2 separate regions of the Homo sapiens genome follow, and region 2 is linked to region 1. The links are chromatin loops, found by intact Hi-C in ENCODE. Cell type or tissue: dorsolateral prefrontal cortex. All regions are shown on one strand. Links, peaks and the distances in the headings refer to the core of each region. The heading gives the core; the rest is flanking DNA.

Region 1 (15,878 bases), core at 5,633-9,632:
CATTCTTTAAACAAAAATACTCAAGATCATTTATATTTATTTGGAGAGAAAACTGTCCTAATTTAGAATTTCCCTCAAATCTGAGGGACTTTTAAGAAATGCTAACAGATTTTTCTGGAGGAAATTTAGACAAAACAATGTCATTTAGTAGAATATTTCAGTATTTAAGTGGAATTTCAGTATACTGTACTATCCTTTATAAGTCATTAAAATAATGTTTCATCAAATGGTTAAATGGACCACTGGTTTCTTAGAGAAATGTTTTTAGGCTTAATTCATTCAATTGTCAAGTACACTTAGTCTTAATACACTCAGGTTTGAACAGATTATTCTGAATATTAAAATTTAATCCATTCTTAATATTTTAAAACTTTTGTTAAGAAAAACTGCCAGTTTGTGCTTTTGAAATGTCTGTTTTGACATCATAGTCTAGTAAAATTTTGACAGTGCATATGTACTGTTACTAAAAGCTTTATATGAAATTATTAATGTGAAGTTTTTCATTTATAATTCAAGGAAGGATTTCCTGAAAACATTTCAAGGGATTTATGTCTACATATTTGTGTGTGTGTGTGTATATATATGTAATATGCATACACAGATGCATATGTGTATATATAATGAAATTTATGTTGCTGGTATTTTGCATTTTAAAGTGATCAAGATTCATTAGGCAAACTTTGGTTTAAGTAAACATATGTTCAAAATCAGATTAACAGATACAGGTTTCATAGAGAACAAAGGTGATCATTTGAAGGGCATGCTGTAATTTCACACAATTTTCCAGTTCAAAAATGGAGAATACTTCGCCTAAAATACTGTTAAGTGGGTTAATTGATACAAGTTTCTGTGGTGGAAAATTTATGCAGGTTTTCACGAATCCTTTTTTTTTTTTTTTTTTTTTTTTGAGACGGAGTCTTGCTCTGTTGCCACGCTGGAATGCAGTAACGTGATCTTGGCTCACTGCGACCTCCACCTCCCCAGTTCAAGCGATTCTCCTGCCTCAGCCTCCCTAGTAGCTGGGACTACGGGTGCACGCCACCATGCCCAGCTAATTTTTGTATTTTGAGTAGAGACAGGGTTTCACCGTGTTGGCTAGGATGGTGTCTATCTCTTGACCTTGTGATCCACCCGCCTCAGCCTCCCAGAGTGCTGGGATTACAGGTGCGAGCCACTGCGCCTGGCTGGTTTTCATGAATCTTGATAGACATCTATAACGTTATTATTTTCAGTGGTGTGCAGCATTTTTGCTTCATGAGTATGACCTAGGTATAGAGATCTGATAACTTGAATTCAGAATATTAAGAAAATGAAGTAACTGATTTTCTAAAAAAAAAAAAAAAAAAAATTTCTACATTATAACTCACAGCATTGTTCCATTGCAGGTTTTGCAATGTTTGGGGGTAAAGACAGTAGAAATATTATTCAGTAAACAATAATGTGTGAACTTTTAAGATGGATAATAGGGCATGGACTGAGTGCTGCTATCTTGAAATGTGCACAGGTACACTTACCTTTTTTTTTTTTTTTTTTAAGTTTTTCCCATTCAGGAAAACAACATTGTGATCTGTACTACAGGAACCAAATGTCATGCGTCATACATGTGGGTATAAAGTACATAAAATATATCTAACTATTCATAATGTGGGGTGGGTAATACTGTCTGTGAAATAATGTAAGAAGCTTTTCACTTAAAAAAAATGCATTACTTTCACTTAACACTAGACACCAGGTCGAAAATTTTCAAGGTTATAGTACTTATTTCAACAATTCTTAGAGATGCTAGCTAGTGTTGAAGCTAAAAATAGCTTTATTTATGCTGAATTGTGATTTTTTTATGCCAAATTTTTTTTAGTTCTAATCATTGATGATAGCTTGGAAATAAATAATTATGCCATGGCATTTGACAGTTCATTATTCCTATAAGAATTAAATTGAGTTTAGAGAGAATGGTGGTGTTGAGCTGATTATTAACAGTTACTGAAATCAAATATTTATTTGTTACATTATTCCATTTGTATTTTAGGTTTCCTTTTACATTCTTTTTATATGCATTCTGACATTACATATTTTTTAAGACTATGGAAATAATTTAAAGATTTAAGCTCTGGTGGATGATTATCTGCTAAGTAAGTCTGAAAATGTAATATTTTGATAATACTGTAATATACCTGTCACACAAATGCTTTTCTAATGTTTTAACCTTGAGTATTGCAGTTGCTGCTTTGTACAGAGGTTACTGCAATAAAGGAAGTGGATTCATTAAACCTATTTAATGTCCATTCTTATATCTGTTTAATAAGTCTTTGCCAGCTTTGTGGTTTTATCTCATTTCGATAACTATTGCTTCATTCATTTCTGAATTTTTAAAATAGCTTTTACCTTAATATTCACGCCCTGGAAAAGTCGTTCACTATTCTTAAACCTTTGCAATAATCACTGTTGATGCTCACAGTATGACTGAACCATCTGAGATGCAGCTCATTATGGTATTTTTTTAAGTGACCTAGCTTTTCTAATTCTGCTTTATCTTTGGGCCAGATCTCTCATTTGTGAATGAGGAAACTGGAAGATTAAAAGCGATTCATAGTCCCTGAATATAATCTGATTCTTTCCTTCCAAAGATTTTTGTCTAAGCTCATTTAGAGTTTTAGAAAGCATTTTCATTTTCTCATTTGAATATGACTGTAGGTGTGTATATATGCAGGACAGCTATTTCTTTTACTCTTGAGAAAGCAGCTTGGAGCAGTTTAGGGAGTTTTCCAAGGTCATGGGGTAAATCAAGGAAGGATATTGGTCTAGAGCCCAGGTCTTTTATCCCCAGGAATTTCTTTATTATGCATTCACTGCTGGCTGATCCATAAGATAGATGGCTGGGATAGATTGGTCATTTCCAGATTGGTCATTTCCAAATTACTTACACCTGTCCGCCCAGTAAATGTGTGTTCAGGTAAGGCAAATTATAGTTAGAAATATAGGTTGGCTACAGGCTGCCTTTAATAGGTTTGAAACAAAATGTAAATATCCATTTTTTGATTTGTCATCTTCCTTATTCTCAAGCCACTATTCAGGCCAGTTTACTCACTTATTTGGAAAGCTAAAAGAGAATTTGAAGGCAACTATGTATGTGACATTTTCTAATATCAGACCATCCAACAGTTTTTAAAACAGGAACATCATTCACCTTTGAGCCAGCAGGCTTTTGTTGTTCACTCACCAGGAAGAAAAGATAAATCCATTTGATATGCTTCCCTCTTTATGTTTATGTACCTATAGGAAGTTTGTAGGTCCAGAGGAAATAGATGGTAGTTTAATGTTTAACTTTTGGGGAAAAGATGGTACAAGTTCTAGGATATGCTCAATAGAAAGTACTATTTAGTTTCTCTAGTTCAGATAATAAATACAACATGTTGGTGGGTTAACCAACTTGACATATTTTTTTTGGTAGTAGTCGAATACCTAAGGATCTAAGTCTCATTGTCCTGTATGGAATCTGGTGGCAATGGTGATGGACCTGTTTTACCTATATGATGGGCATTTAACATGGTCTGTTAAATGATAGCATTAAGAACCTCAGCCCATTTTTTTCCCTCCTTAAATCTACCTTTTAATTTTTTCTTAGACAAGGTAAAAGTTTGAAACTATTAGGGAAAATGTGAATGCCTCTGCATTTGTCCCCTCCTGCTGTGCAGCCTTCCTTGTGGCTGCTGTCCTCACAGATCAGGAACTCATTCCCCAAAATGATAGTGTATTGGTAACACATATCCTTTGTTCCACGATTCTAGGATATGAATACAAACTACCAGTGTATTCTACCCAAAGCTACAAATGAAAATAAGCTTACTTTTTTGATCCACAAAACAGGATCAGGATCCATTGGTATTGAATGCCAAAATCTGACTCAATACTTGTCAGAATTTTGTTAGAATACTACCGAAGCTTTTGAGGTAGAGAATTGTGGAGGTTTCATCCTGGAAGAGTTAACTTCGTCTTAAGAAAGCAAGCAATTTATAGGGTGACTTTATATCCAGCTATTATATCTCTAAGATATACTAAAAAAGACAGTTTTAAAATTAAGTAGGCACTGTTCATATTTATTTATATAAGGTACATATAAAGGTGTATAACTACTAAAAGATACTACATTTGCTCTTTTACATTCTAAATTAAGCTTCAGTTGAGCCATTTTTTCAAGGAAGTCACAATTTGAAAAGGAGCAATCTATAGGCATGCATTTGGATAACCAGAAAGTCACAGATTATTTTTAAGTTTACAACATTTTTGCTTAAGCCATGAAAACTATCCTCTGAGTTCCTAAGAAATGTTACTATTTAAGAAATTTAGAAGATGACAAGGACAGTTTGGGAAGGAGGTGGCTGGTGACAGTGAGATGAAAAATTATGCTCCAAGAAAAGGTTTATGAATTGCAAAATATGTGCCTTTAAGTCTTAGTGTCATATTTCCTTTTGGGAAATAGTGAACTGTGAAGAAGTTAGTTTTTTTCTGAATTTTTAAATCTGTTGACACAACCAGCACCTTCTGTTAGCTACACGGTGCCAGTCTCAGAGCTATAATAATCTACATCTTTCAGGTAGTCTGTTTTCTCTGTGGTCTTTCCATCAGTAAAGACTATCCATTGCTTACTGTCCATGCCCTTGTGAGTTTAGTAGTATTAACATAAATTTCGCACTTGGGTTTTTTCAGAAAATTGGTAAGGAAGCACAGGTATATTTTGTATTGAAACATTGATTAGAACAGTGGTTCCCAAACTTTAGTGTGCCTCAGAATCAATGGCAGGGCTTGTTAACACATACTTTAGTCCTGCCACATAATCTCTAAGTGAAATTCTTCACGTAGGCTACTTCTCAATATAACCTCCCTTCTTTACACTTCCTTTTGTCCTTTCTTTCATGGTATACATGTAACTTCCATCTCCCCTTAACACCAGCTGTGAATTCAAATGATTATCTCCTTTCCAAATTGCTCAGTGTTTCCCTTTTATATTAGGTCTTTGTCAGTGGCAAGAACAGAACCCAAAGGTGGGTAACAGAAAAAGGAAGCCATAGAAGGCAGCTGAGCTTAGGGACTTCAGTGAGTGTAAGCAGGGACTTGGAACGGGGTCCTTAGGGCTCATCTTTCCTTCTCTGGTTTGCCTTTCTAAGCGTGACAGTTCTTCACATAGACTGTCATCATGTAGTGTGCTCTGTGGCTTCTGAGAAAACCATACTCAGTCCTGGTGGCTTAACAACAGCTGCAGTAAAAAGGTGGTGTCTCCTCATAAGCTTTGGCAGAAAAGACTAGGGAAGGGTCCCAATGGGCTCAGTTTGGGAAATGTGATCCCCCCAATTCAGCCATGCCATTGATTAGACATGAATCTTGTGCCCACTTGACTTGAAGTAGATTCTCCATTTAAAACAGATTTTATTATTGAAAAAAAAGGAGGCCAGGCATGGTGGCTCACGCCTGTAATCTCACTATGTGAGGCTGAGGCGGGAGTATCGGTGGAACCAGGATTTCAATACTGGCCTTGGCAACATAGTGAGATCCTGTATCTACAAAAAAATAATTAACCCGGGCATGGTGGTACATTCCTGTAGACCCAGCCACTCAGGAGGTGGATCACTTGAGCCCAGGAATTCAAGGCTGCAATGAGCTATGATTCTGCCACCACACTCAAGCCTAGGCAACAGTGAGAACACGTCTCTAAAAAAATTAAAGGGAGGTTGGGAAAACCAAACCAATAGATACCACTGGGAGTGACCTAAAGAATAGTGCTGACCCACATTTAACTAAAAATCAGAGAAAATCTAGGTCATCTGCTTCCTTCGGAGTCTCTAGTTATAGGGACATGTCTTAGTCCAGAATATTTATGATGATCAAATCCAGATGTGGCTGCTCATGATCCAGCAACCTATGATTGGCTAAATGATATTTTTACCCCTAATATACCTTACAATGACTGATATTTATTGAAGGCCTCTGTGTACCAGATAAATGAAATGTTTTGCCCTCATTTAATCCTCACAAGTGTGAGGTAGACTCTGTAATCCCCATTTCTCAGATGAGATAACAGGAGTGAATCCAGGTCACATAGTGCAAAGCCTCAGTCCAGATTCAGGGAATATCGCTGATCCCTGTGCTCTTAACCACTCAGCTGGACTGCTTACATATAGTTACGGAGAGAAAATAGGAGAGTCACTGTAAGAACACTCATTTGGAAATGGGGAGAAGAGGAAGCCCTGGCCTTAAAGTGGGTTCCATGGTGAGTCACTGCTTCCCCAGGTTCTCCTCTGTGATCATCAGCTTACCCATTGTCTTCCATGGCTGCATGTAAGGATTCCCATTCTGGGGGCGCACGTTTGCTGTAGGCTGAGGGGTCTGAGGACTACTCTAGAGAAGTCTCAAAAGCTTGTTGCCAGGCTAGAGGTTTCTGTGGCAACACCCTTAACTAGCCAGCTACTTGTTGATCTGACTTTGGGTATTGTAGGACTGGTGAGCAATTCCAGCAACCTTGGAAATCTGATCCTTGATCTGAACTCTGCTCTTTTTTTTTTTCTCTTAGCACCAACACAGCCTATTTTCTAGTTCTCAGTTTACTGGCTGCAATGGTCTGGCAGAGATTCTCTTTCCTGCTCCAATACTTTATGATGGTCATAATGCCTCCTGTGGAATTGCAATTTAGGCAAAGTCACATTCTAAAGTCATCACAGGAAGTCATCATTGCACTTGAAAATCACTTACCACTTCCAAACCACACAGTTCTGTTTCTCAATGAGTCTAGTACAGTTAGGTTTTCCTTCCATTATTTCTTAAGTTGTGTACCAGCTGAAACAGCTGGCTTGCAGTTAGGACAATGTTGTTCAAATATTACATAAATACTAGGATCCCACAGTGAGGGAGCCAACACCAGTGGCAGGAATGACAGGTTCATCTCATACCACTTTTTTCTTCATGACAAACGGAATGATTGGAGTTTTTTGTTTGTTTGTTTGTTTGTTTTTTGAGACAGAATCTTGCTCTGTCGCCCAGGCTGGAGTGCAGTGGCGTGATCTCGGCTCACTGCAAGCTCCACCTCCCAGGTTCACACCACTCTCCTGCCTCAGCCTCCCAAGTAGCTGGGACTACAGGCGCCTGCCACCACGCCCGGCTTTTTTTTTTTTTTTTTTTTTGTAATAACTGGAGTATTTTGTCATTGCCTTCTTAGTTACCACCACCACCACCACTCTCCAACAGAACGTGTATAATTCAGTCCAATACATGCATGTTGCAACTCCACCAGATTGCTTTTGCCCAGAAGGGTATGCATAAGAGGAGGGGCTTAGAAGGGGATGATCAGGGGTCTCCTGGTTCTCAGGCTCCTCCCGATCCCCATCGCGTCCATGGTTTTAGAATCTACCCTTTGCTCCTGTGGATCAAGACTGAGAGTTGGGATTTTTAAATGCTGAGAGGGCTTTGATTGTTTAATCTCATCCAGTCATGTTTGCTAGCTGCGGAAGAGCGAGTTTCTTTTAGCAAAATCACCTGTTGTCTCCTTTCTACTTTCACAAGGGCCAGCCTAGCTAGAAGTTTAACCATTTCTTACAGAAAACTTGGTGAAATCTCCAGAAATAGCCAAGTGCATGTCAAGCTATCATGTTCCAAAAGTTTAAAACATAAGTATACAAATAGAGTAAATAAGTCAAAGATTATGTTCAACTCATTGGTCAGAGAACCAATAGGCAAAAGTGGTTCAAAGGAGAATGAAAGGAATAGGATGTATGTCTTCACCAGGAAAAGCATTTTTAAATGTTTGCTGAATTAGAGACAGATCCTAACCTGTGGAGTTATCTTTTATACTAGACAGACAATATTTACGTATCTAGCAGATGAGGTCTACAGTAAAACATGTAACTTCTTAGAGTCTAAGCCCTTAATAGTAAGTAGTGAAGTCAAAAATGGATACATTTCCCTAGAGCAGTGGTTCCTAAAGTGTGACATGGGAACTTCATGGGGTTCTGCAAAGTCAAAACTACTTTCATTATAATGTTAAGATGTTAGTTGCCTTTTTCACTCATTCTCTGCCAAGCGTACAGTGGTGTCTTCCAGAAGTTAGTTGACATGTGGTAACCTCATTGCTTCAATGGCTAATGGAATCTATGAAGCTATGAGAATCTGGCTGTCTTCTACTAAGCCAAATGTTGAAGAGATTTGAAAACATGCAGAGCAATGCCTATCTTCTTACTAATCATTTTTGGAAAATATAGTTATTTTCTTTTTAAAAAGTTATTTGTATTTACATGCAATGGATTTATTACTATTTGTGATGACTAAACTTTTTAAGAATTTCTATTTTCATATCTAAAAATAGATGGTATATCAGTCCACCCCGGACCAATCACCTAGGTCGGGGATAGGGTACTGTGTCCACCCGAACACACCAAGTGGGGAAAGGACAGTTCCTCAAAGAGTAAAAGGTGCTCTTCTGGCTTCATCTTTTGTTGTAAGAGCTAGGCCATAAAACCACCGTAAGGACTGATGAAGATTGTAGGGGTTAACAATAAGTTTATTCTTGTTAAGTTGCAGAGCTGGGGTGTGGAGGGGTTGAGGGAGAACAGTGGTAGAGGATACTTTGTTTTCTCTCCCTTGCCATGTCACGAAATGACTTAAGAATCTTTTATCAACACTTTGTTAGTAGGAAAGGCAAAAGTCTATCAAGACCAAGATAAACTAGGCTACCCTTGGGGTCAACCAGGCTACCCTTAAAATACATAACTGAGTTTATTCCTAGTAGTATTTAAGATGACAGCCACAGGCTCTGAAGCCAGACTGCCCAAATTCTAATCATCTTCTTGTCATTTGCAAATGAACTTTTCTTGGCCTCAGTGTCCATATCTGTAAAATGGGAATATAGTTTTCTTACTGATCATTATAAGGTTTAAGTAAGACAATTTATTGAAGAGGTTTAGAACTGTGCCTGGTACATAACGTTTATATTGTCCACTATAATGATAATGTTGAAACAAGACTGCTGTATTTATCGTTTAGTTATAAGGTTTACATTTGCTTTTATTGCATGAATTGGGTAGCTTGCTACCTTTTCTTTGACATTCTTCATTGTATATCTAGAAATAAGAGTCATCAGATGAATAATAATACAACCTGTCAAATAGTCATTTCTTGATTGGATTTCTGTTCCCTGGAGGCCACATTCTCTTGGATTTATCACTTCCATTAATTTTCTCAGGTGTCATGGCTGAAGAAACCAAAGCAGAGAAGCAGTGCTCTAACTGTCCCCTTATTAGAAATAATGACCTAAATCACGTGGAATATGTATTTTTCTCATAATCTCAGAAAAGTACTTAGATATGAATCTATGAAGATACTCGTTGGTTTCCAAGAGGTTCCACTGTCTTGCAAATAGCAGTTTGTGGATAAAGGAAAAGTCATGCTCGTATCTCCAAGAGGCTTAACTATTCCAAAACATCAAAGTAACTCTTCTGTTTCTAAAACCATGCCACAAAATTAGCTCATTGGCAGGAAGCTGCATGTGAAGCTCAGATTGCACACAGAGCTGACGTGTTCTGTTAGATGAACTTGTACTGGAGCAGCTGATAAACAAGAAATATCCCTTGAACTTCTAAAAAAGTGATGAGGTAAAAAGTCAGCAGCTTAGTTCAGTGAGTGGAAGATTGTTTTCTGCTTACTACAGGAGACCGTGCTTTTTTCAGAGAAGTTAAGAAGTTGAGCATAAAAATACCAGAAGGCCCAACTGTGAGAGACAAGAGAAGTGTTGATGTAGCTTTCCAGAGAGATTGTGGATTCCTGAAGCTGACTCTGCAGCTCCCTATGAGCACAGACACTTCCCTTGGCCCCCCTGAGCCTTGCTGCTCAACTCTAGGATGAGGATACTACGATCCCCTTCAGAAGTGTTATGAGATTTCAGTAAGTCAAAATATGTAAACTGGCTGGCGTATAGTGTTAATTGCTATGAACTCTTTTCTCCCCCTTTCTCCTGAATTAGAAAACAGCGCTCAACCAATCCAGACACCTTGCAGAACTCCTCCCTTCTGCTCACTGCTCAGGTGCAATTCATCACCCTATCCTATTGACATTTTTCTCAACATCTTTAATCTTCCTACCTTTCACCGGCCCTTTTTCCATGACATCAGTTCAGGGTTCCAACACTGAGACCGACCATGTCAGGCCTGCCCTAAGCCTAATATGATGGAAAGAAACAGAGTCCAGAGTCCAGCCAGGGAAGAGGTGGGCTCTTTTTGCTGATTCAAATAATGCATCTGGGCATTATTCAAAGTCTTCCCTCCACCTCCAGAGAGGGGACCCTCCTCCCCTGAATACGACAGCTGCATCCACAAGAAATTTGGTTACGTCTATCATTTTTACACTGTGCCTCCCTGCTAGTTTCTTTGCTAGCTCTTCAGCAGACCCAAGCAGTGGCCAGTTAAACTGAATCCAAATCATCATTCTGGCCCTCTAACTTAGACTGGGACTTTGTTGATTAGCCAAGATCAGTTGTGTTTTTCTCGCACATTATTGCAAAAGGTTTCTAATCTGTCTTCTTGCCTTCTGTTATACCTGTCTCTATACTAAAGCCAGGGTGAAGTTCAAAAGACAGATTTGATCTTATCGCTTTTCTGCTTAAAACCATTCCTTGGCTGCATTCCAAGTTCTTCAGCAACTTCTGAGCCCTTCACGCCTCTCTCTAGGTTCATTTTCAGCCACCACTTGCCATGCCTGGAGCTCTATACTCCAGTCAGACTAACCATTGGCACAGTGGGCTCTTTTGCTTCCAGGCAGTGGAACATGCCATTCTCTCTGGCTGGCCTTTGACTTTCCTCCTTGTCATGAACTCATAATTTTACATTGCTGCAGCATCTACTTTGACTGAAACTTAAACTCTTTCATACCAGAAGCAGGGCTCAGTCACCCTTGACAGAGTTTCCAGTTCTACACTTCCTCCCAGTTCCTCAACCTGGTCAATCCAGATATCTGCCTGATAATGGTTTGGCTGTGTCCCCACCCAAATCTCATCTTGAATTGTAGCTCCCATAATTTTCATGTGTTGTGGGAGGGACACAGTGGGAGATAATTGAATCATGGGGGCGGTTCCCCCATACTGTTCTCATGGTAGTGAATAAGACTCACGAGATCTGATGATTTTATAAGGGGAAACCCCTTTCACTTGGCTCTCATTCTCTCTTGACTGCCACCATGTAAGACATGTCTTTCACCTTCTACCATGATTGTGAGGCCTCCCCAGCCATGTGGAACTGTGGGTCCATTAAACCTCTTTTTCTTTATAAATTATCCAGTCTCAAGTATGTCTTTATCAGCAGCATGAAAATGGACTTATACATTGCCTTATACAACTGCCTCCTGGTGACCACCTCCCTATGGGACCACCTCCCAATGCAGCCTACTTGAATCACCTTACTGACCCACGTACCTAACATGGACTGTGCAGATATGCCATAGTGACCAGTCCCAGTGTGACTGCATGAGACATGGACCTGCTTGCTCCAAACCCACCAAGTAGAATTACCCACGGGAAACTGGGTAATGCCCTGGTCCCCAGTAAAGGCTTTAGTCCCACAGGTTCTCTCTCTCTTGCTCCCCACTCCTTGGTTGAGTGCATGTGTCCTGGACAGCTCTTCTCATCCCACTGGCCCTGTGAGGCAAGGCGTGCTGCCCTCTTCTCTCTGGGTCTGTAGGTAATGCACTGCTTTTGTTATTTAATGTGTTTGTTGCACTGCCTCCTCTGTGTCTCACCCCACGGACACAGTCGAACCTAACTCTTCTCCCCGTCAGAGCTCTCCTACAGAGTGGCTATCTTGGTAAGAATGCACTGGACACAGGTCAGACAAGAGCCACAAGGGTGTCTGCCAATATAAACAAGTTTCCTGTGAGAGGGACACCTGGTCATGAGTCAGACACTTAGGCATGAGGCCATTGACCAGGGTAAAGTAGTATCCCATGAAAGGCACACTGTAAATACTCATGACCGCCTTTCCTGTAGCCCCATCAGGGCAGGACTAGAATTTATAACCCCTCTCCAGGGAGAGCCCTCCAGACCAGATTAGAGGAAAGTACAGCACTCTTCAAGAAGCAGCTCAGAAAGACCTCCTCCAGGAAGTTTTCTCTGATGCCACAGGTCTGGATTAGGGTCCCTCTCTGCTGTGCCCCTCTGTGCTCACCAGCTTGGCCGTTTCATGTCCTCACTATGCTGGTGTCACCTGGTAACACACTTGAGTTACCTGGTTTTGTTCTGTGGTCTACACCAATCTGGGAGCTCCTTAGGGGTAGTAACCTTAGACAAGGCTTGCAACATAATCAGCAATTAATATTAATGTCTGAGTCAATGAATAAGTGAATGAATGAAGCAAAGAACTGGTTTGGTTTCTCTTATGAACACTATGGGTTGTGTAATAATTTTGTTTCCCACTTATTCATCACTGATGAGGGAAGGACTACCAAGAGATTATGGCAGATATTTAAGGTATTAGGTGAACCCATGGATCCCACTCCTACATGCTGTTGCTTCACTGATAACTGTAGTATAGTATCAGTACATTTGTAGAACTAAAGGGGAGTGCCAAAATATTTTAAAAATAAATGAATTTATCACTGTGAAAAAGCCAAATGAACCTCTGCTATTAATGCCTTATCTTGTCAAGTGTCTAAGGACTGTGTGACTCAAAAACCCATGCTTTTTAAACATTATGAATTGGGAAACTGCAGTTATTACTTGTGACTTTTTCCAACTAGCAAAGTCTTACTGTTTCCTGATGACACAGCTCAAAAGTCACCTTCTCTGTAAAACTCCTGTGACATCCCATCACCACACTCCTCCTGTAGCCCTTCCACCTGATCTGTTGGACGATCCCACTGTCATTTATTTGATTTCCCCATTAGATTGAGTAACTGACAATCACTTTCATACCTCTAGTGGCTTATCTTATTTGTGAGCAGCTTGGAGTTTTCAATACAGGATTTACTTCATGAAGGGATGAATGAAAAGATTAAATCTATAAAGGGGGAAGGCTGCTGGTGACAGGGGAATAGCTCAAAGGGGTTATAGGCATGGAGCATTATTAGGATTGGAGCTTTTTGGAACGTGTGACTTGGTTGAGTGTTCTAGTTGTAACAACTACACACTAATATGATTTGCATGGCATGTTTCATGTATGCTTGAATTCTTGAGACCTAACTTATAATAACCATTATTTCATTATTTCCTTCATGCTAAGGATTAAGGTTAATGATGATTTGAAGAGAGGATCATTTATTAAAGTGCTTATTGATTCAGTGAATACTTACTGATTATCTAGGGCAGGGCAACACCATGTGTAGTGGCCCTGGAGCTCCTGCGGACCCTGGCTCAGGAAGGTGGTGGGGGCTTGGTTTGAAATGCTTAAGTCAAGGAAAAAAAGAGAGGTAGTGTTTAGTTAGGTGTCTAAGTATTTGCTTAAGGAACTGGCCACCTGCTTGTCCAAGTTCAGGCTGTTATCTTAACTGCCCTTTAAATGCTTCTAGGTTGCTTTTATTCTTTGAGGATTAGTGAACAATTCAGTCCCACAGGTGTCTGCTGTTTTGAGAAAATAGTGCCGAAAAGTACACGAATGCGGGCAAATCCTTATTTGTTAAAACCTCCAGTCTTTCAAGAGATCCTTTTCCCAGACACGTGACTGAGGGTTCGCATAATCCCATTTCTGCTTAACCCGAGTCACTCCCAACTTCACACCAACAGAAGGATCCTAGGATAGACCCATTCATCCGTCCATCCTTCCTTCCTGCTTCCTTCCTCCCTCCCTCCTTCCCTCCCCTTCACCCCCCACCACCTGCCTTCGAATTAAACTGTAATCCTGATTTACTTCATTCCTTTCTTGTTTGACATTTCTCAGATTTCACGATAAGAGGGAAGCGAAGAAAAAAGCACGTGACTTGAAAATGTTTTTCTCTTTTTAAAGCCACATCTTTCTGCTTCATTTTGATTTCAGTGTAACTCGCCGAGTGAGGACTCTTGGCCCACGCTGGGAGCCCGCAGCCGGCATCCGCCACCGCCGGGCAGGTGTGCGCTGGGCGGGCGCGCGGACTCGCCTTTGCCCGGCCCGCGGCTCCCCCGTGTGGCCTGAGTAGGTAGTGATGCGAATAACATGCTTTGAGAAGTCAGAAGGCTGGCGTCTCTTCCTCCGGAGCTCACGGAGGAGTCTCTCTGGTTTCCTTTCTCAGAGGCAAAAAATTTCCAGTTGGTCTCAGGCTAACATGGACTCTGGCAGAGGAATTGAATGATGGCCGATTTCAAGAAAGCAAAACAAACTCCTGCCGGGGAGACAGTTTGGGGTCGAATGATTTCATGATGCCCAAGACCACTCCTGCCACACAAGCGAGGGGAAAGAGCGGGGAAGGTTCTAGATGAGCTGGATCCCCGCTAGGTGCCAGGCATCTGACATGCATTATTTAATCTTACTGTACCCCAAGCTAGATAGGAATAGTCACCTCATTTTACAGAAGAGGAATAGTCACCTCATTTTACAGAAGAGGAAACAGATTCTCTGAGGTCCGCAGTCTCAAAATGGTGTAACAAGGGTTCAAACTGTGACCAGGCTGACTCCAAATCCCATACACTTGGCATGACAAGACCTCATACAAGAGAGGCGTCTCGGTCCCTTTGTGTTGCTGTAAACAGAGTACCTGAGTCAGAGTAATTTGTAAAGAACAAAAATGTATTTATCACAGTTCCGGAGACAGGTTCAATGTCTAGGGAGGGCCCCCATCTCTGCTTCCAAGATGGCACCTCGAACCCCATCCTCACATGGAGGAAAGGCAAAAAGGACAAGAAGAGATGAACTTGCCCCCTCTAGCCATTTTATAAGATGCTAATCACCTTCCTATAGGATGCATGTTTAATCCTGTTGCACAGGGGATTCACTTTCAACATGAATTTTGGAAGGGACACAAACATTCTAACCATAGTAAGGTGAGGATCTCCTGCTCAGTTCTCTCCTTCTGTTGGAGATAGACGTCAGGCTCCAGAGAAAGCTGCTTATATCTCAAGTCCAATAACCTCACGTCTGCATGGCCCATCTGAGTTACATGAGTGTGGAGTGTGGCATTCTGATCTCTGCATTGCAAAGTATGTTGCGTAATCTCGAGAACAGTCCTATGAGATGATTTTTTTATTGGCAATTTAATCATAAAATGAAGAGAGAGATGAAGTCACCTGCTTAAAGTTCTGACAGCTAGCAAATGTGCATGAATTTGTCTTTTTCAGGTCTAGTGGTGTGAAATCAATTTTAATTATCATATCAAGTTGTCTTACATCTACCTCTGTAGACTAGTTTTGAAAAATTTGTTAAATGAGGGAGGTGGGGATCCTAAAGTTCCCTTCTAGCCCCTGAGTTCTGAGTTCTGGTTCTTGAGTGCTGTCACATATGTTTCTCCTCTCATCTTCCCAGTGCTGTAATCTGGGGGTACCAGGGTGATATGGTTTGGCTTTGCGTCCCCACTCAAATCTCATCTTGAATTGCAATCCCCATAATCCCCCCATATATAGGAAAGTGACCTGATGGAAGGTGACTGGATCATGGGGGCAGTTTCCCCCATGCTGTTCTGGTGATAGTGAGTTCTCACGAGATCTGATGGCTTTGTAAGTGTTTGACAGTGCCTCCCTCACACGCTCACACTTTCTCTCCTGCCACCATGTAAGATGTGCCTGCTTCCCCTTCTGCCATGATTGTAAGTTTTCTGAGGCCTCCCCATCAATGTGGAGCAGTGAGTCAATAAAACCTGTTTTCTTTAGAAGTTATCCAGTCTCTTTATAAATTACCCATTTCTTCATAGCAGCGTGAAAACGGACTAATGCACAGGGGTATAGAGTTTGG
Region 2 (15,878 bases), core at 5,992-9,991, 350 kb before region 1:
AAGTTGAAAGTTCCACAGATCTCTAGGACAGGGGTAAAATGCCACCAGTCTCTTTGCTAAGCATAACAAGAGTACATTTGTTTCATTTCCCATTGCCTCTACATTTTTGGGTATCTTTATCATAGTACACTACTCTCTGAGATACCAAATTACTGTATTAGTCCTTTTTCACACTGCTATAAACACATACACAAGACTGGATAACTTATAAAGAAAACAGGTTTAATTGACTCACAGTTCTACATGGCTGGGGAGGCCTCAGGAAACTTACAATCATGGTGGAAGAGGAAGCAGGCACATCTTATATAGTGGCAGGTGAGAGAGAAGTGCAAGCAGGGTAAATGCCAGATGTTTGTAAAACCATCAGATGTTGTGAGAACTCACTCACTATCATAAGAATAGCATGGAGGAAACGACTCCCATGATCCAGTCACCTCCCACTAGGTCTCTCCCTCAACACCTGGGGATTATGATTCAATATGAGATTTAGTGGGGACAAAAAGCCTAACCATATCAGAATGTAAACACTTTGTGCACAGGGATTACACTTCACTATGGCCAAGAGCCACCTGGAAATTGGCACCATTTGTCTCCAAACAAATCTTCATTATTTTGTACTGATGAATAAGAATTAGACCAGATTCTGGCTAATTCAGTGGCTCACACCTGTAATCCCAGCACTTTGGGAGGTCGAAGTGGGCAGATCATGAGGTCGGGAGATGGAGACCATCCTGGCCAACATGGTGAAACCTCATCTCTAGTAAAATACAAAAAATTAGCCAGGCATGGTGGTGCACGCCTGTAGTCCCAGCTACTCAGGAGGCTGAGGCAAGGGAATTGCTTGAACCCAGGAGGCGGAGGTTGCAGTGAGCTGAGATTGCACCACTGCACTCCAGCACTCCAGCCTGGTGATAGAGCAAGACTCCATCTCAAAAAAAGAAAAGAATTAGGCCAGATTCCATAACATAGATTCTGAAATGTGAACTCTCTATTAAGTATTGGTTATGCAAAGAGACGTTATCTACCCAATTCTCAACCCCGCATGGGTAAGCAATCCTGTTCAGTCTTCTTTCATCTCCCTGACTCCTACAATGCCTTCAAACTTTGCCTCACTTTGTAGCCTCTGGGAAAGCAAGAAGCCTAGTTTCTACAGCACCTAGCACAATGTCACATATAGTTGGCGTGAGTATTAATAAGGACATAACAAGAATAATGTATTTTTGTTTCACTTAGAGAAAATTATAGTCATGGTCACTTAAAGAGTTCTAAATTGTTCAACTGAAAATGGAAAGATGTTATTAAAGACTTTTAATTGGTGATACTGAGAAAATAATACCTCTTCGTCTTCAGGGGACATTAATTTTCAAGATGCATTTTAATTATATTAGTAAACATGTATGTACTCAGGAAATAAAAGCCACAATTGACAGTGTTTATTTTCTGAAGGTGGAATAGGTACAGAATGTCTTTCTCAGGATAGGTGGATGGGTTGTCAAGAATGTGCAGTCTTCCCATGGTCTCTCTTAAAACTTCCTTTTCTTAGGTCCACTGAAACCTTTTTTAAAGACTGAGTTCTGCTACGATGGTTACTTGTACATTTCACCTCCTTGTTGCCAGTACTGAGAAGAGGTGAAAAAGAAAATGAGGCTCAGAAGATCAAGAGCGCTAAAAATGTACACATCAGATTGCCTAGACCCCAATTTCCATATTCACTCTTCCTGTGTATCCCACACTCTCTCCTCAACACTGTGAAAGCAGCATCCTGTGTGTAGTCTGTACTTCAGTGGTGTGACCAGAACTGGTAGGCAGCAAAGACTGTCGCTGGGGTGACTCAGCCTCAAACACACTGACAGCCTGGGCCTCTTCCCGTGAGATTACATCCCCTCCCAAGGAGGCTGAACAATGCCAAGTAGCAGCTCCACAGGAAGCTGTTATTCTCTTTAGGTAAATGGTTTTCACCTGAACCCTGGATTTTTCAGACACTTAAGACATACAGGTCTTCCTCCATATGGAAGGTATACACTCTTAATTCTCTTGATAAACTGAGAAAGGCCTGATAACTTAAAAATAAGTATAAACAGTTCTTGGAATGCTAAGGCAATAATAAGGCTACCTATTACAAGTGCTTAAGGTGAAAAACTGGAAACAAACTAAGTGTTAAATTACAGTACAACTCCACAAGAGGAAGTAGATGACCATTCAAAGTCATGTTATCACAGAACATATAATAGCAAGGGGAAATGGTCATCATTCAGTGTTAAGTGAAAAGAGAGGAATACATAACCACATCACTACAAATGTTATATGTATTAGTATGCTACAAATGTTATAAAGTATGTTTTAATGTACATAAGAAAACAAAAGCCAGGAAGAAAATATACCAAAATGTTAGCAATAGTAATCTTAGTAGAATTTCAGGTGATTTATAATTCTTTCTTAAATTTTCTATTTTTAAAGTTTTTATAATGAATACAGGTCAACTTTTAAATCACAAAATAAAAATAATCATTGGTTTTTAAAATAATAAATTTGAATATTTTTATAAAGATATAATTATGGAGAAAAGTGGCAAGTACCATTACACAACATTGCAGGGAAGTGGTCAAGGGACTGGGCTCTGGAATGACTGTACAGCCTCGTGACCTTAGGTTAACTTCTCTGAGCTGTGTATCCTTGCCGATTGAATAGGGATACTGTATTTCATCACACTAAGAGTCTATGGATTGTAAGATATATATATATATATGATCCTTTTATGTACAAATAAGAGTTTTTAAAAATACTGCCAATACTCCATCTTAAGGCAAATTCTTATTTCAGAGATTTGAAAAAAAATGCATCAGAGCCTCAAAGAACTATGGTAATATTTGCACCTACTTCATAAAGTTTCATGAGAATTAAATAAAACAATCTATGTAAAGTTCTCAGAAGAGCATATGACACTTAATAAACACTTAACAAATGTGAGCCATTATTGCAGACTCACTTAGGATGGCTAGCAAAGACCCTGAGGGTGAAGGTTGATGTTTCAATTTGAGAGGTCTGAGGGTGGCTGTCATGAAAACCTGAAGCCAGAGTCCCCTACCCTTGCTGGCTAGGAATGAGAGCCACAAGTAGAAAATACAGCCATTGTTTTAGAAAGCAACATTACATAGGATTCTTGGACTTGACATTCTTAAATAACTGGGTAAGAAGTTAAATGTATAAGGCTGAGAAAGAAAAAGAGGAAGTGAAGAAAGTTTGAGGTTGGCTTAAGTTTTATAATCGTCAAATTATCTCTGTATCCCTAATATTTATTGAGTAACCACAGGACACACAGAGCCCTGTAGTTGCATGGGTGGAGTAGAAATAAAGCTTCAAAGAAAAAAAGCACATTTGCAGTCTTTTTTCTTAGAACATTCCAAACAAGTAAACAAAATAAAGACATACATATAGGAAAACATGCAATGTATGTGCCTATAATGGTATACATAAATGTCAATAGAACAGAATAAAGACAAGTACAAAAATGAAGGTGTGGTAAAATTATTTTATTAAATTATTAATTAATTTATTAAATTGTTAAATTATTTCACATTTTTTTGAGCTGCAGTAAGACTCCAGGAAGTTAAGCACTTTTTGAAAAAGACCTATTACGACTAAATGTAAAATATTCATCATTATCTAGGTTTAAGAGCAAGACTAGTGAAAGAGAAAGAGTTACTAGAAGCAATAAAAAGCAATACGTTTCATCATATTGCTCACTTAAGGGTTAAATCTATCATGTTTTTAATTACTCACATATAAAGTTTCTACCAAATATTTACCATGTGGGTTTTTAAGTTTGATGAATGTAAAAGCACTGGCACAGGCTTCAGCTAGGAAGTGAAGTAAAAATGTTGACCAAGTGGGAGAAATCTGGCAAAACAAGTCAACCAGAACCCTGACCTTTGAGCCTTTTCAGGTTTTGTATAGAACAAATCTTGTATAGAAATAAGATGTGACCTGGAAATGGTCCCAAAAATTGAAATACTTTACAGTGCCAGGAACAACATCATGTCAAACAAAGAGGAAAAGGAACTGTTAGCAGAAAGACATTTCTTCAGTTTGTATGTGCCCTTAAGAGGCAAATTAGTATTAGGATGTGGAGCAACAGTATAGTGGAGTCCGAAATACACTTTTAGCTTATGGTGAATTTTGAGGCTCAAGAGAACAAAGCACATAATTTCGGAGTATATTATAACCTGGAAGAGCTGAGCCCTTCAGATTTGTCCTCTGAGTTCCCAAAGTGCATTACTTTCTCTCAGGGGAAAGATTCATCAATGTGCACCAGATGGGGTTGAAGGGAATGACTGATGTTCAACATTTTGTGTGGGTGTTGATTTGCAAACAAGGAGTGATTTTTTAAACTAGCATCTGTGTTTGCCAATTTTTTTTTAATCTTGGTTTTCATTTTAGAACACAATCTTTCAAGTTTTCATAAAATGGTAGATTTCTTTGAATACTAGAATGAAAGAGGCTTCATCTGTCTCCTAGTCTGCATTATTCCATGTAACCCCTCTGGAGCAAGAAAGGCATGTTGAGGTCCTGGAGTGGGGAGGCCCTGTGGTCCATGCTGAGCTGCTTCTTAACATATACTCACCCTTGACTACACTGTCTTAGAACAAACGGAGTTGTCCAACGTGTGTATGGGTGGCTCCCATGGTCATGAGCCATGACCCAAGCCTTGGGTCACCAGCCCAACGAGTGATCAGTAAGCATGCCTTGGTATGGGGGCAGTTTTAATGTTTGGACCAGAGGGAACAGCTCTTGTTTCTACAGGGGCCAGGCAGGTTGTGTAAATGAGTTCAGTGAAGCTGCAGTGAAAAATCCACTGAGCAAGTGCAATGATGAATGTTGACTATTGCTTGGCCTCAATGAGGACAGAAAAGGGAGTGACAGAGGCTGTGTTGACCCAGAGAAGACAGGCTCTGTTTTAAAGGGGGAGCCACCACTTAGCTCCCATTGCTTTTTGTAAGGAAAATGGGCGGAGGTGCCAGCTCCTCTGAATTTTCTAGCAGGGCTGGCTTCAAGGGCATGCATTCCCTGCAGTGCCCCAGGGCCAGCACTCAGAAGGACCCACACCTGGTTTGATGCTCTGCTATCCCCATCTTGAAATTCTTTTTTATTATTAGTATTTTTAATTTTTCTAGAGACAGGTCTCACTTTGCGGCTTAGCTTGGAGTACAGCAGTACTATCATAGCTCACTGCTAACTCAACTTCCTGTTTTCAAGGGATCCTCCTAGGAGCCTCAGCCTCGAAGTAGCTGGGATGACAGGTGTGAACCACCATGCCCAGCTAATATTTAAATTGTTTGTAAAGATGTGGTCTTGCCATCTTCCCCAGGCTGATCTTGACATCCTGGGCTCAAGCAATCCTCCCACCTTGGCCTTCCAAAGTGCTGGGATTACAGGCATGAGCTACTGTGCCCGGCCAAAATTCTTAATAATTTTTGAACAAAAGGTACCTGGACTTTTCATTTTGCACTGGATTTCAAAAGCGATGTAGCCAGTCCTACTTTCAAAAGCAGTTATACATGTGTAATTTTCTACAAAATATTCCAATTTTTAAATATTGGCAACTAATTGAAACTTTTGAAATGTAGTGAATGCTACACATCTGCAAGCTAACTGGTCTAGAGTTGGCCAACATGTTCACCCCTCTAGATTGCCTCAATGATTATACTAGAATCTTAGAACTCAGAGCTATGATGTCTTAGATGCAACCTGGCTAATCCCCTAATTCTCTGGATGAGGAAACAATCAAAAGAAATGAAAATGGAAATAGAGACTGTCACAACTTCCACTATACAGGGCCTGTTGGGAGCAGCCTTCCTGGACATACTGCCTATGGCGAAAAGTGCAAGGAATTGGAGTTTCATGGCATCTGTGATAGTGTACACTTTCTGCTTCATCACCTTAATTTCCTGGGCTGTATTTTAGTCAAGTTTTTTTTTTTTTTTTTTTTTTTGAGATGGAGTCTTGCTCAGTTGCCCAGGCTGGAGTGCAGTGGCACGATCTTGGCTCACTGCAAGCTCTGCCTCCTGGATTCTCACCATTCTTCTGCCTCAGCCTCCCGAGTAGCTGGGATTACAGGTGCCCGCCACCATGCCCGGCTAATTTTTTTTTTGTATTTTTAGTAGAGACGAGGTTTCACCATGTTACCCCGGATGGTCTCGATCTCCTGACCTCGTAATCCACCCGCCTCAGCCTCCCAAAGTGCTGGGATTACAGGCGTGAGCCATCGCAGCCAGCCAAAAGTTTTTTTTTTAATCTCTTAGTGACTTCAATTTTTTGCCAGGGATTTAAGCCGTTGTTGATTTTATTATCATTTACACAGTAATTATCCAAGAATAACTCTTTTTTTTTTTTTTGAGACGGAATCTTGCTCAGTCGCCCAGGCTGGAGTGCAGTGGTGTGATCTTGGCTTACTACAACCTCTACCTCCCGGGTTCAAGTGCTTCTCCTGCCTCAGCCTCCCGAGTAGCTGGTATTACAGGCATGCACTACCATGCCTGGCTAACTTTTGTATTTTTAGTAAAGACGGGATTTCCTCATATTGGCCGGGCTGGTCTCGAACTCCTGACCTCAGGTGATCCGCCTGCCTGGCCCTCCCAAAGTGCTAGAATTATAGGCATGAGCCACCTCGCCCAGCCCCAAGAATAACTCTTGACTTAGCCAGAGGCAAGAAATACATTACCAGATCCTACCCAAGGTCTGCAGGTTTTCATGTAGGCGATTTCTTTCTTTTCCCCTTCCTTCATGCCATCAGCTTTGATAACATTCTATGTGATGTAAGAAGGGAAAAAAGTAGCTTAAACAAATGTAAAACCATATTCTAGTTTAACTGTTTTAATCTTCTTTATATTAGCACATTAGAAAGGTGTGCATTCCTGGGTTATCAGACATTATATGGACCAGCTATTTTTATAGATTTTAATTTGTGTTGAACCCATCCCTATAAAAAACGTAAAATAAACAACATCATCCCTTTTCAAGAGTCTGCCAGTGTATATTTCTTTGCCTTTATGGCCCCATTTTTGTGTCTTTCTTCTTGCCCTGTTCCATGGCATCTCATAAGACAGGAAAAATCTTGCAAGCCATCAGTAATTGAATATGTGCTTTGACAGATCCTGCAGCAGGCAATGAATACATTTCTCATAGTGAAAATTTATACCTGAAGCTGTGCTAGCTTAATCATTTCATCCCTGTTTGCCTCAAAGTCTAATTTTCAAAGTAGATTAAACTTGTTAATGAGGCAACAGGATTTAGAGACAATTTAGTTGAAAGATATTGTGATGGGTAAGACAGGTGATTTCAGAAATGGATTTGACAAAGACTACAAAGCCAACCATCACAATAACAGAGCTGAGTAGAATAGAGCCCGAGTTCTAGACAGATTCAGGGTTTGGTTTAACTTAAGCAATTTTTCTTTGGTATGCTCACCCCTGCCTTGTGAGGGTGTCTGCTCCTGCCCAGGTCACTCTGAGCGACCCGGTGAATCTTTCTCATCCAGCACTAGGCTGGATTTCCCTCTAGCAGAGACAAAGGGTGAGGAGACAGGGCTGTGTGGCGGATGAGTGAGATATTTTGGGGACGCAGCAGGATGTGGATGGTGTGGCTGCTCTTTGTGCATTCACAGTGGCAGCCTGCCGAGCAGCCCAGCCAACAGTGCCCTGTCTTTGCTCTTTTGTTGTTTCGTACCATGTGGTGCCAGCAATATTCTGGCAGCTGACACCGTCAGCAGGTGTCCCTAAAATACCAAGAAACCCTGGGAAGACAGGAGGAGGAAATAATGTCTGAAGCCTCACAGGGCCTTGTGCCACCATTTCAGCGGAATTGACTTTTGTTATTTGTTTATTATTTTTTAAACCAAAGGGCGCCACCCTTCTCTTTGTGGTTCTTTGAAGATAGCAAGATTGCACTGCTAGTCTCTGTTCTTAAGAAGGGTCATGTGTGGAAGAACAAATAACCCTGAGATACTAAGAAGGAGCTGGATGGACTTGAAAAAGCAGCATTTGGAATAAAACTAGTAAATACCACCATCTAAGAAAAGCAAGAAAGATGCAGTTTTTATTTTAATAAATGGCTGTTATTAGCCAAGAAGCCATGTTCTTGCCTCCATGTCAGTCATGGAGACTGGAGCTGTCTGGAGGAGAGTCAGGGAGTGAGTTGGGATGCTGCTAGTAGGAATAGTGAGAGTGGGCCGCCCTTTCAAGACATGTGGCCACGAATGAGAGCACAGGGTGAGAGCTTGAGGGGCATGTGCACTAAGAAGGTGGTTCTTTTGTTGATTTGTTTGTATGAAAGGAAAGTCTTAAGCATATTTATAGCTGTGAATAGTACTGAGGAGAGAGTTGAAGTAATAGGACGAGGAAACCACATGGGACAGACTTGACCGAGCTCAGGGAGGTGGCATTTGAGATCATTTTGCAAGCCCCTTAGTGAACAAATAAGACAAGTGAGGCTCAGAGGAAAAACAAACAAACAAACACAGTTTACTGATTTATCTGAAAAATTTGTCATCAAGCAAATCATTTCAAGGTATTTGCTAGTTTCCCATGTGAATTTTGTCATAAATGAAGATTCTATTGCGAGCAAGACCTTGGGTTTAAATAGATGATAGACAGAAACAACAGAATGCAATTTTAAAAAAAAAGCTATAACTCTTACTTTAGCATGAAAAAATTATGCTGAGTCAAGAGGGACATGTATGTGCTATACATATTAATGGTCCCTCACTGTACCCAAGGAGTAAGATATCATTCCTGTGTATCATAAATTTGTCCTGAAATTAATATTCTAACTACTTTCAGTAGAATGTAACCTTTATAAAAGCCAGCACTTTGTCTTTCCTGCAATGGTCTCCCTTGAATCTAGAATAGGGCCTAGATAAGTAGCATTCAATAATAAAAGAATATTTGTTTGGCCGGGCTTGGTGGCTCACTCCTGTAATCCCAGCACTTTGGCAGGCTGAGGCAGGTGGATCATGAGGTCAGGAGTTCGAGACCAGCCTGGCCAACATGGTGAAACCCCATCTCTATTAAAAATACAAAAATTAGCCAGTGGTGGTGGTGCGTGCCTGTAGTCCCAGCTACTCGGGAGGCTAAGGCAGAAGAATTCCTTGAACCCGGGAGGCGGAGGTTGCAGTGAGCCAAGATCGTGCCACTGCACTCCAGCCTGGGCGACAGAGCAAGACTCGGTCTCAAAAAAAAAAAAAAAAAATTGTTAAATGAATGAATACATGAAACAAGGCTGAATCTTCTCCTTGACCTCTTACAGGCATCTAAATGTTAAAACTGGACTTATTTTGCACCCGTTTTCACCCCACACACCCCTTACGCCCACAAAAGCATATTATCTTTCTTTGTAGTGCCTATTTTATTTTGTTTTTATTTTTATTTTGAGAAGGAGTTTCACTCTTGTCACCTAGGCTGGCATGCAATGGCAGGATTTCGGCTCACCACAACCTCCACCTCCCAGGTTCAAGCGATTCTCATGCCTCAGCCTCCCGAGCAGCTGGGATTACAGGCGCTCACCACCACGCCCGGTTAATTTTTGTATTTCTAGTAGAAACAGGGTTTCATCATGTTGGCCAGGCTAGTCTCGAACTCCTGGCCTCAAGTGATCCACCCACCTCAGCCTCCAAAACTGCTGGGATTACTGGCGTGAGCCACCGCGCTTGGCCATAGTGCCTATTTTAATTAAAGATGTTTCCATTCACCTAGTCAATAAAGCAAAAAAAAAAAAAAAAAAAAAAAAAACAGGGAAACATCAGTGATTCCTCCCTTGTCCCCATTTCTAGAACTAATGGGTTCCCACATTCTGTCAATTCTACCTTGGAAAAAGGTCGATTAATATTTTCCCTGCTCAGCATTTCCACAGTCCCCCTCTTGTGCAGGCCTTCATCATCTCTCAACTGGTCCCGTGTTTATTTTCATCATCAAACCAGTGTTATTTCCAAATGTCCATCCAATGGTTAAAAGTATGACTCATGATTTTCTACAGAACAAATTTCCATGGTGCTACCTTTAAGAGTTTGCACAATCTAATCTCTTGCTATGCTTTGTGTTTCATTACTTTCCCCCATGCACTTTTGCCCATTCAAGGTGGACCCATACTTTCACAGTCTCATGCCATTTCTCATGCTGTTTCCTCTGTTTAGAATATCCTTGCCTCCTAGCCATCTGATAAAATCAAAATTATTTTTCACATTTTTCCTCCATTATTAACTCATCTTCCAAGAAGCTTCTTCCCTTGAAATTCACATAGTGAATAGTCCGTTATATTTTTGCTGCTGACAGTATTTCTTTTAAAGACCAATCTACTTTCAAAAGATATAGAACTTTATGACAGAAGGTGAAAACAGCCAATTTAATGTTTAAACCCAGTATGTCCATATTTAATGGACATAAAATATAAACAGATAAGATGTTTGACTTCCCTCATAACTAAAGTAAGTCAAAATAGCTATATGTCATTTTGTACGTTTCTGATTGGCAAAATATAAAAGTTTTATTTAAAAAACAGGACTGGTTCAAGATCAGCCTGACCAACATGGTGAAACTCCGTCTCTACTAAAAATACAAAAATTACCAGGCGTGGTGGCAGGCACCTGTAATCCCAGCTACTCAGAAGGCTGAGGCAGGAGAATCCACTTGAACCTGGAAGGTGGAGGTTGCGGTGAGCCAAGTTTGCACCACTGCACTCCAGCCTGGGCAACAGAGTGAGACTCCATCTTAAATAAATAAATAAATAAATAAATAAATAAATACATAAATAAATGCTCACTGCAACCTCCACCTCCTGGATTCAAGCGATTCTACTGCCTCAGCTTCCCGAACAGTTGGGATTACTGGTGCCCACCACCACACCCAGCTAATTTTTGTATTTTCAGTAGAGACAGGATTTCACCATGTTGGCCAGCCTGGTCTTCAAACTCCTGACCTCAAGTGATTCGCCTGCCTCAGCCTCCCAAAGTGCTGGGATTACAGTGATTTTTTTTTTAATCTCTATGTTTGGTGACCAAACTCCTGAGTGGCTACAGTTTTCTTATCATTACTGCTCCTAAGCATGGTCCTGGTTCTCTCTTATGGTTGCAGTCTGTGAAGCATTTCTGTGTCCTCCTGGAGTCAGTGCCATAGTAAACCCTTCACGTGGTCACACAGGCTCAGTCTTTTTATTCAGAGGGTCATAAAACAACTTCACAACAAATGGAACACAGAGGGATTTAGCCATTGCCCAACTTGAGAGTGAACTTGGAACTTCCTCCTTCCCTGGGCCTGTTTGCATTTCTGTACTTTTATTTTCTTGGTCTGAGTTTACCTGATATCCATTGGCTATCCAATTCCTGACCTTACTTCTAGCCTTCATATTTTCTTCCTGGAGAGCCTGGGTAACTTTCCTTATTGAAGCCAGTCCAACAATAGCAATTAAAAGCTCAGGCCGGATAACTCTTCAGGGATTCAAAACCCATCTCTGCCACTTACTAGATGTGACTTCTCACCTAAACTCTGCCACTCACCTTGGCCTATCTTCTGTGCCTTAGTTTCCTCTACTGCAAAATAAAAAGGCTAATAAGAGTCTCTACCACATAAAATTCTTATCGTGTTCTTATGAGTTAATATATGTAAAGTGCTTAGAATAGTATCTGGCATGCAGAAAGTACTGAATAAGAATTAGCTATCATTATTACTTCAGAGACACTTAGGTCGTTCTGGGGAGAAAAGGCAGTATCCATTATTTAAATTTGAAAAGACACTAGTTATGTAAATTTTACATTGAAGATAAACTATATAAAAGGAGCAGTTTGCCACCTACTCAGAAAGAAAGGCTTCTGTGTAAACTTTAGAAATCCTGTCTATATAGCCAGGTGTGGTGGCTCGTACCTGTAATCCCAGCATTTTGGGAGGCTGAGGCGGGCAGATCACTTGAAGTCAAGAGTTTGAGGCCAGCCTGGCCAATGTAGTGAAACCCCATCTCTACTAAAAATACAAAAATTAGCAGGGCGTGGTGACAGGTGCCTATAATCTCAGCTACTCGGGAGGCTGAGGTGGGAGAATCAATTGAACCCAAGAGGCAGAGGTTGCAGTGAGCTGAGGTCGCATGCCACTGCACTCCAGCCTAGGCGAAAGAGTGAGACTCTGTCTCAAAAATAAATAAATAAATAAAAGGACATTGAATTTACTTGAAATTAGTAAGCCTAGACTGCCTTATTCTCCCCAGTTCTACAGCCAGGATTCCCACCTCCTCAGCACTCTCAGCTTAGCAGCCCACAAGCCACAGGGGATAGAGGCTGACTTCAACTGGCCACTCTGATCTAGGATGATCTCCAGAGGTCTGTCCAGCTTGGCTCACCTCTGTTCAAGAGAATGTCTGCAAGATAGCCTCAGGAATTCCAGAATATAGAAAGAGTTGGCTCTCCTGGGACAAAAGAGTGATTTCGTCGGCCCTGAGAGAACCTTCCTCCACTGCCTACAAGTACCTAAATACCATCATTAGAGATTCATATTTTTGGCCTTAGGCTCCTAAAGCCTGTAAAAGGAAATGAAATGTTGCCAAATGAGTAATTTATACTTGACTTAGGTTAGAGATTTGTAAGGCTCATAAAGAGGTGGAGAGAGATACAAGACCAAGGAAGCAGAAACAAATCTTCAACTTCTCAGTAATACCTTTTCCTAAAGCCAGTCCTGTTTCCTAAACTAAATCAAGACTTACAGCTCAGGATCCAGCCTGAGAAAATTTTTTTGTGAAGAAGAATCTCTCAGGATAGGACTCAGAAAATCCAAATAAGACCTTTCAAGTCTTTAGTGAAAACAAGATCAATTGCATTTATTATACCTACCAGACTTCTGTACTTACTCAGATCCACACTTGGAGAATTACAACAACAAAAGAAATAAAAGAGGGTTTATCTGCTTTTTCTGATAACATCTGCTAACTGACTGTAAAGCAATAGTAGTTTATGCCTTTAAGGCTGGTTGTAAAATAAAGGCCGTAGGGATTATAGAGCTTGGGATCAGTGCTGCCGCCTGAATCTGTCGCTTCTTTGCATGTGGTTTCATGATCACACTTAATCCCCTTATCTCTGGCAGGTGTAGAGCCACCAGGAACATCGCATATATTTGGACAAGGGCACCCAGCTCAGGGGCAAGTGGGGACTAAAATTCAGCTACATTCTGCTGGTCTAACTGAGCTCCTTGACTCAGGAAAGGATCCCCCCAGAGAAAGAGTAATTTTTAAAAATTCTCTTAAAGGTACTCCCAGGGCTAATGCACTAGAATGCATCTATCTCAATGGGCATCTTTTGCTGATTCTCACAAAGGTACTCCATGGTGTGCAGTAGGCATCTTGGTGGATATTTTAGCTTCCCAGAATTTGGAACCCCTTACCTATAACAAGGAAATTCTCCATTCTATAGGTCTTCAAGGAAAGCAGAGCCCACCGTATAAGCAGGCCAACGTCCCTTGCAGCCTGGATGAAAGAATATGATCAGTCAGATGTACATTCCCTGCACTGAGAGTTGAGAGTTTGAGATGCACAGGAAAGGGCAGGGAGAATTCCTTGGGGCACTAGCAAATTTCGGTTTCCAAAGCAGCAGAGGGCCAGGTGCGGTGGCTCAAGCCTGTAATCCCAGCAATTTGGGAGGCCGAGGCAGGCAAATCACCTGAGTTTAGGAGTTCAAGACCAGCTTGGCCAACATGGTGAAACCCTATATCTACTAAAAATACAAAAATTAGCCAGGCATGGTGGCAGGCGCCGGTAATCCCAGCCACTCCGGAGGCTGAGGCAGAAGAATCGCTTGAACCCGTGAGGTGGAGGTTGCGGTGAGCTGAGGCCACACCACTGCACTCCAGCCTGGGCGACAGAGAGAGACTCCATCTTGAAAAACAACAACAACAACAAACAAACAAAGCATCAGAAGCAGAGGTTGCAGAAGCAACAAGAAGCACCTGTCCCTGGTGCCACCATGGAGGCTTTGCAATCTGGGCCACCTGAGACTAGTTCTGCTGCAGGATTGGGTGCTTGTCCTGGCTTCTGCAAATCTCCCTTGTCTTTGGCCTGTTTTCTGATCTCATTCTCCAAATTTCTCAGCAGTAAATTATTTTTATTAAATTGGTGTCTATGATTTACAACTAAGAACCCTGAGCAGGGATTAGGAAATTATTCTAAAATGTTATCAGACAGGCCAATTCAGCTTCCTACCACCATGCAAACCTGTGTACCTACTTCTTCGAGACCAACATTCACCTAGCTTTTGGTCAAGTCCTCTCCCACTATCTCAGGAATCTTGGAATATCAACTATTTATGATATTTAATATCAACTATTCATATATCAACTATCCATGTCTTTCTTGTTTTTTTGGTTATTGCTGTTGTTGTTTTGTTTTTTTGAGATGGAGTCTCGCTCTGTCACCCAAGCTGGAGTGCAGTGGCATGATCTCAGCTCACTGCAACCTCCACCTCCCAGGTTCAAGCGATTCTTCTGCCTCAGCTTCCTGAGTAGGTGGAATTACAGGTGCACGCCACCACACCTGGCTAATTTTTGCATTTTTAGTAGAGACAGGATTTCACCATGTTGGTCAGGCTGGTCTCGAACTCCTGACCTCGTGATCTGCCCGCCTCGGCCTCCCAAAGTGCTGGGATTACAGGCGTGAACCACTGTGCCTGGCCTCTTTCTTGTATTTTTAAATTTCCCTTTTAACTAGATTCTTCCTGTCAACACTTGAACATGGTTACATCCCTCCCAGTTAAGAAAAATGACTTACATTGAGCCCACACATCTGTCTAGCTATTGCTCTGTCTCAGAGTTTACCAACTGGTTTGCCAGAATACTGTGTGTTCCAAGAATGGGTTGTAGGTGTTCTGTGATATATTGAGGGTTGTAAATATTTATGGTAATGAAAAATTAAACCAGTTTTATAACCATTCAAAATTTAACAGTTAAAATTAAATGTGAACACTAGTTTTATGGTCCCCTCTCTGCTGAAGTCAATAATTCTTATTTTGTGCTCAAAATGTTTTCCACGATACCAACCCCAGAGAGCAAACACTACTGCCTATCACACGTGCCTCCTCTCCTTGACTTCCCCTTCAATTATTCTCGTCAGTCTGGCTTAGTCACAGTTCATCCTGTTGAAGGTATATGTAAAATAGTGCTTGATTTTGCATTTAATTGAATTTACTCACATTTTCACAATTATTTTCTTTACGCATAAAGCATATGTTTGATTATTACCTTGTTTTTACATGATAGACAGGAGAAAAGGTGGGTGTAGCCCTTAAGGGGAGTACCTGTTCAGCCTGTGGAAGAGAGGCCTCTGCAGTGTTTTCTCACATGGGGGAAGTATTGGCTGTTATGTGAAACACACAGTCACATTTACACACTCTGAGGGGTCAGGATAGCCTTCAGAGCCACAAACTTCTGTGGCATTCACCCAGATATCTCCATCTCACGTTTCGGGGTCCCAGGTTGTCCCAACCAGAGCCTCGGCTGAGCCCTCTGTTGTCTTTGAAGCTTAGCAACCCTGACTATAAAACTCTGAGTTTGCTCCTCACTGCAGCTATTCTCCCATAACAGGAGGGAGAGACACTTTGTAAGCTACTAAAGATGCCTGGTGGTCCTCACACTTAGTTCTTAACTGTTTGGCAACTATCATCAGTTACCCATTATTCTCTTTAGGCTTCATCACAGCAAGCCAGTTCATTGTTTTCAAATGCTGCTATCCCTGGCCGGGTGCGGTGGCTCACACCTGTAATCCCAGCACTCTGGGAGGCCGAGGCGGGCAGATGGTCAGGAGATAGAGACCATCCTGGCTAACACAGTGAAACCCCGTCTCTACTGAAAAATACAAAAAAT

The links. Hi-C counts contacts between places; a loop is a spot of excess contacts. Peaks named below come from ENCODE experiments on the same cell type or tissue, not always from the same donor. Only the 100,000 strongest peaks of a DNase experiment are listed, where the experiment ranks them.
Region 2: a loop joins it to region 1, with 2.5 times the contacts of the local background. A loop is called at or near these places in 2 of 110 quality-filtered maps.

Annotation. Positions count from the first base shown.
Region 1 is chr5:128,187,407-128,203,284 of GRCh38, forward strand. It overlaps SLC12A2 (solute carrier family 12 member 2), which reads left to right. Exons shown (of 27, transcript NM_001046.3): 27 at 1-2,271. Among named protein-coding and RNA genes, the nearest start is that of SLC12A2, 110 kb to the left of the region's middle. RefSeq lists an enhancer at 10,839-11,218 and a silencer at 14,024-14,203. In dorsolateral prefrontal cortex, for the core only: no CTCF peak of the experiment used is centred there; no DNase peak of the experiment used is centred there; H3K27ac peaks cover 472 bases.
Region 2 is chr5:127,837,064-127,852,941 of GRCh38, forward strand. The region is part of intron 5 of CCDC192 (coiled-coil domain containing 192); the gene reads left to right. Among named protein-coding and RNA genes, the nearest start is that of CCDC192, 140 kb to the left of the region's middle. In dorsolateral prefrontal cortex, for the core only: CTCF peaks have their summits at 7,761 and 7,964; a DNase peak (open chromatin) is centred at 7,678; H3K4me3 peaks cover 664 bases; H3K27ac peaks cover 2,373 bases.